Regions from separate parts of the Homo sapiens genome. Here region 2 is linked to region 1. A link is an interaction called in ENCODE POLR2A ChIA-PET data of the cell type or tissue named here. Cell type or tissue: Panc1. All regions are shown on one strand. Each heading gives the region's core, and the rest is flanking DNA. Links, peaks and the distances in the headings are about the cores only. Region 1 overlaps PALS2 (protein associated with LIN7 2, MAGUK p55 family member). Region 2 overlaps PALS2 (protein associated with LIN7 2, MAGUK p55 family member).

Region 1 (2,923 bases), core at 179-2,678:
TCATTTATTTGCTTCATTTTTTTGTATATGCCACTTGGCTATAATTCAACCCCGAAATCTGTGCTTGTTTTCAAAATCAACTTTCAGTGCATTCATTCTGATTTGTCAACTTCATTTTCTTGAAGATGTCACTCCTGGAGCCTTCTAAGCTGAATACGGACTCATTTTCTGAAGCTGGTGTACACGTGTCACCGATCTTCTTAGAAATTATCTTTGCCTTTTTCCTGAGTTGGGCCTTCTAGATCCTGTATTCTCTGTCTCCCTCTTTATGTTTTGCTTGTTTCATGCTTTGAGAGCAGCATGTCTTTTTTTTTGTTTTTGTTTTTAATCTTTCTGAGGAAAAGTGTTTGTGGTAGGTTAATTTTGTGAAACCTTATGAGCAAGTCTGAAAATTATTTTTAACTATCCTCACACTTGATTGATGGTTTGGCAGGGTAAAGAATTCCTGGGGGAAATGTTTTTAAAGGCATCATTGCATCATCTTCTACCTTTAGATGTCATCATTGAGCCATTCAGAATCATTCCTGATTCTTGACACGTGATTTTTTTCTTTTTTCTCAGTATTCTGATATTTCACAACAAAATATCTTAATATGAGTCCATTTTCATCTGTTTTGCTGGGTGCTCAGTGTACTCCAGCAACTTACATCTTTCATTTCTGGAAAATGTTAAATATTTCATTATTGTTTTTCTCCCCTCCATTTTGTCTCTCCTTTCTTTCCAAAACCCATCTGGTTTAGATGCCCTCTAATCAGGTTCTCTAATTTTCTTCTGTTTTTCTACTCCTGTGCTTTTCTACTTTTTGTGGTATTTCCTCACATTTACCTTCCATGATTTCCATTGAATTTTTTCTTTCTGCTTTTGTATTTTTATTTTCTAAGAGCTCTTTTGTTTCCTCTGTAACTATCTTATTCTAGTTTCATGAGTATGATATTCTTCTTTTTCTTTGATAATTTTTATAACTGTTTCTTTTTTCAACCTGAGTAGTTTTTACCTATTTGTTTATTTTAATCTCTTTCATTTACTAGGCTTTTCTCAGCTATCCAGTATCCCAAGATTCTTAGCTCATTAAGAGTGGGGGACTAAAAACCTGATGCTCTGATTTCATGTTGAATGTCACTGTAGCTAGTTTGTAGCTGGGTTATTTGGGGGTAATACCTGATCTTCATGTCTGTGTCTTTCTTGTTGACTGGTCATATTCTGTAGACTATGAAGAAGACTTCACATCTGCCTGGAAAGTAAAGACCAAGCTGAAGGCTTCAGATAGTCAGGAGGGAGAATCAGGTGGAGGGGTTTGTATCAGCATTTAATAATCCTGTCTTCTATATTATTTCATTGTCTTTGGTCGAGAGGTACCTCTTATCTTACTCTCTCCAGAAAATAAGCCCCTAGTTTTCAGTTCTGTGTAGTGGAGGAAGGTGGGTGATATGGTTTGGCTTTCTGTCCCCACCCAAATCTCATCTTGAATTGTAATCCCATAATTCCCACATGTCATGGGAGGGACCTGGTGGGAGGTAATTGAATCATGAGGGTGGTTTCCTGTTCTCTTGATAGTAAATGAGTTCTCACAAGATCTGATGGTTATATAAGCATCTGGTATTTTCCCTGCTGCCACTCATTCTCTTTCCTGCTGCCCTGTGAAGAGGTGCCTTCCACCATGATTGTAAGTTTCCTGAGGCTGGGGAGCCATGTGGAACTGTGAGTCAATTAAACCTCTTTTCTTCATAAATTACCCAGTCTTGGGTCATACCAGCATGGGAACAGACTAATACAGTAAGAAGGCATCCCTCTGTAAACCAGGAAGTGAGCCAGCACCTTGATCTTGGACTTCCCAGCCTTCAGACCTGTGAGAAATAAATTTCTGTCATTTAAGCTACCCAGGCTATATTTTTGTCATAGCAGCCTGAATTAACTGAGACAGTGAGCTTAGGACTAGCTGAGAAAACCAGCAGCTTTGCTGCCCAAAAGTTGTGGAGTGACTTGATTCAGGCTAGGGAAGAAAGAGAAGACACACAAACTAAACCTGTGACTTTGCTGGTGAAAAGTGGTGGATTTGGTTGGAAACAAATAGAGAAAACCTGCTGCTGTGCTAATTTGACATTGTGGACCAGCAGAAATTTAATAGGGAAATCCTAGAAATGAGAGAGCCATGGAAGGGTTAAGATGAGCTCTCCACATAGAGACCCAGGAGAGCCTGGAAAAAAGTGAAAGCTGATGGGGACTTGACAACTGGCTGCAACTTTGAATGCATTTCCCAGTCCATCACAGCTCAACTCACTGAGAGTGAAGTCTTAAAAGCTTGAGGTTTTTGAACACAGCCGTTGCTGATTTGTCCACAACATTGGCTCAAATGGCTGTTGGAGCACAATATTGGTCCATCATTAAGCTTTACAGACATAGGTACAACCCCAAGAGAGTCAGACTAAAATGTAAAAATAAGAATTAAAATATTAAACGGATGTCCTGACAGCATACCTTGGAGGGAAACAGATTCTGCAGTTTAAGTCTAGACCAATTATTTAAAAACTCAAACTCTGAAAAAAAAATAATAAATCTAGAGTTACTGTTAAGGGTTCCATATTCAACCCCAAACTGCTAGACATGGCAAAGAAAAGAAATACCAGGAAAATGTGAGTCATCATCGGGAAAAATAGTCAATAAAACGGACTCTGACTGGGCTCAGTGTTGGATTTAATGAAGACTTCAAATTGGCTATTTAGAATATATTGAAAGAATTAAAGGAAAATACAGTCTGGGCATTGTGACATGTGCCTGTAGTCCCAGCTACACAGGAGGCTGAGGTGGGAGGATTACTTGAGCCCGGTAGTTCAAGACTATGATCACACCTGTGAATACCCACATCAGTCTAGCCTGGGCAGTAAAGACCCTGTTTCTTTCAAGAAAAGAAAAAAAAAAAAAAAAA
Region 2 (2,923 bases), core at 207-2,706, 50 kb after region 1:
CAGAAATTTATTGTTTGATGTATGAATGAAATTATAAGTTTTCTTACATAAGATACTGCCAGTGTATCTTATTTCATATTGTTAAAATGAGAGTTTAAAAGTCTAGTTCTTACATTTCCATACAGTTATTTGAAATAACATTTCATTGAATGTCTATTTTAAACTGTTCTTTCAAAGGTAAGGATAGATTATTTAGTCATTAATATTAGCATGTAAATTGAACTTATGAAAATAGATAGGCTTGTAATTAACTTTGGTTGAAATGAAGGTAGTTTTGTGGTCCTCAAGGAAAAGAATTGTGAAAAATAAATGATATTAGTACTTAGACATTTCATATCACTAGTACCTCTCAGGCTACCTTTATTCCTCAGTTGGCAACTTTCAATTTGTGACAGCCTGAGGCCTTATCTTGGACCTGCGTACGCTGGAAGAGTAAAATCTAGGATTTACGTATTTTATTTATTATTATGTGTTAGTTGTAGTAGGAAGATCTTATTTTCCTTCTGTGGTCTAAACTCCAGAATTCTTCTAGCTCACCATGGCTATAAGAGACTTTTACAGGCAAAATAAAATTTTATAATATTAATAACTAGGGCTTTGGCCCAAATTCCTACATAGATTTTGCATCTGGTGAACTAACTGAATACCATGAAATGCAAGGACATTTAGCCTTGTTTAAACATAAGTTTTCCACATTCCATACCCTCTCAAACTCTGCTTTTCACTTAGCATTTAGAGCTGGGGAAATGAATTCAAGTAGGAGAGGAGGAGTCTTATAAGTCCGAGGTAGCCTGAGGCGTGTCCTCCCATAAAGAAGTAAAGAAACTATAACATGAAGGCTTCCAAAAGAACATCCAAATTGAGACTTTTTTTTTTTTAAATGAAAAGGGGAACATTACTCATATGCTGGAATAATAGGCATAAACCAGGGCATCTGCAAACCATGGGCATCCTACTGAGATGCTATAGGGAAGCAAGGGCATTTTGCGTCTTCAACTCTTTCACTAAAATCTCCACCATGTAGTGCTGTGGAGCTAGTCTCAGCTCTGGATTGCTGCAAGAGCAAATGAAAGCCAAGAACTCTTCCCTACCACGGTAATGTTTTTCAAAAGCATAGTCAGTAGATGATCTTTATCAGAATCGTTTCAGGTGCTTGGTAAAAGTCCAGAATCTGCTATGGGACATAAGTATCTATGTTTTAAATTTTGAGGGCCAGAGTGAGTTAGAAGTAGCCAATTCTGAAGTTCTTCAACTTTCTTATAGCTTAGATTTCCGGGGGCTATTCGTAATTCCATTTGTTTATTAAGGCCAACTGATAGGAATTCTCTCTTATTCTTTGGAACCAACATGACCTGGACAACTAGAAACAATATAAGAAAATATATTACAGGACTGTTTCATTCAAGGATATACATTAAAAATTCTCAACAAAATATTAGCAAATCAGATTTGATTGTGTATATAACAAAGATGATACAACATATCCAAGTTAGATTTATTATCCCAGGTATGCTAGGAGAGTTTCATATTAGAAAATCCATATGTATGTAACTAAGCACATTACCAGATGAAAAGAGAATAACCTCAATGGAGAATTTGATAAAATTCAATGATTTTTAAAAAATGATTAGTAAATTAGGAACAGAAGGGAAAAGCCTTAATTTTATTACAAAAAAAAAAAATAGAACAAACATTATTCTGAATTAACTAATGTTAGAAGCTTTCCCTTTAAAGTCAGAAACTGGCCTTGCAGCTGGTCTGCCTGAGACCTCTAGTGCCAACCCCAATACCCCACGAAGTTTAATTTCCACTCACGAAATTCCACTTTCGTTTTCATTATAAAATGAAAAAGCCCTCACAAACCATGAAAAACTTGCCAGATTTCAAGCACAATTGTGCACTGGTAAAAAGGAACTGCCCTCAGATGATACAGCAAACATTATCTGTTAAAACAGATGATAAAAAAAATCTTCAGTTTTCCTGAAAGAAAGTAGAAATAGGCAATATCTCTGATACTAAAGAGGTATGTCTGCAAACCAAGGAATGGTGATCTTCATTAACAATCCCAGTGTTCAGACATCTCTAGCAGCGAACACTTTGACCATTACCAGACATGCTGAGACAAAGCAGCTAACAGAAATGCCACCCAGTGTCTTAAACCAGCTTGGTGTCAACAAGCTTAAGGAAACTGGCAGAAGCTGGATGGAAAAGTACCACTTACTATTGGGGAAGTGGTGATCTTGTTCAGAATTTTGATGAAGCTTCCAACAGTGAGGCAAACTGAATTGATTCAGCTTCTAAAAAATAATACAATTTCAAGAATTTTAACTGCTTTTAAAATTTTTGTTTTATATATGATAAAATGTAAGTCTATAAATTCCAAGACCCTTGGACACTGCTTTTTAATTATTGATTATATACAGTTATTTATTGGCAATTAATTAGCCAGAAAATAGTTTAAAACAAAGATAAAGCCTTTGCCTAGTTAAAAAAAAAAAAAGAAACTAGAGAAGGATGCTCACTAGCACCACTTATATTTAATATTTTCTTGAAGGATCCATAAGTACAGTATGACAAAAATAAATTATACAAGCAAAATGTTTGGAAAGGAGGCAATAAAACTTATTTACAAATATGATCATGTTTTTGCATAGAAACCCCTCAAAACTACAACTTATTAGAAATAATAGAGTTTACCAAGGTACCTGAAAATAAGATGAAGACACAAAACTCAATTGCATTTCTGTATGTCATCAGCAAACGTCTAGAAATGTAACTATGACATCATTTATAGTAGAGTCAGAGAATGTCACATTTATGTCTAGGAATAAATTAACCAAAAAAATTCAAGACCTCTACACAAAGGAATTATGAAGAGGATCTAAATAAGCAGGTATATCATGTCATGGACAGGAAGACAATA

Evidence for each region. Peaks named below come from ENCODE experiments on the same cell type or tissue, not always from the same donor. Only the 100,000 strongest peaks of a DNase experiment are listed, where the experiment ranks them.
Region 2: POLR2A ChIA-PET joins it to region 1 with 5 read pairs; 4 of 35 experiments call an interaction of 5 or more read pairs at or near these places.

Annotation. Positions count from the first base shown.
Region 1 is chr7:24,601,314-24,604,236 of GRCh38, forward strand. All of the region lies in intron 1 of PALS2 (protein associated with LIN7 2, MAGUK p55 family member), which reads left to right. Among named protein-coding and RNA genes, the nearest start is that of PALS2, 29 kb to the left of the region's middle. In Panc1, for the core only: no CTCF peak of the experiment used is centred there; no DNase peak of the experiment used is centred there.
Region 2 is chr7:24,651,724-24,654,646 of GRCh38, forward strand. The region is part of intron 5 of PALS2 (protein associated with LIN7 2, MAGUK p55 family member); the gene reads left to right. Among named protein-coding and RNA genes, the nearest start is that of PALS2, 80 kb to the left of the region's middle. In Panc1, for the core only: no CTCF peak of the experiment used is centred there; no DNase peak of the experiment used is centred there; H3K27ac peaks cover 634 bases.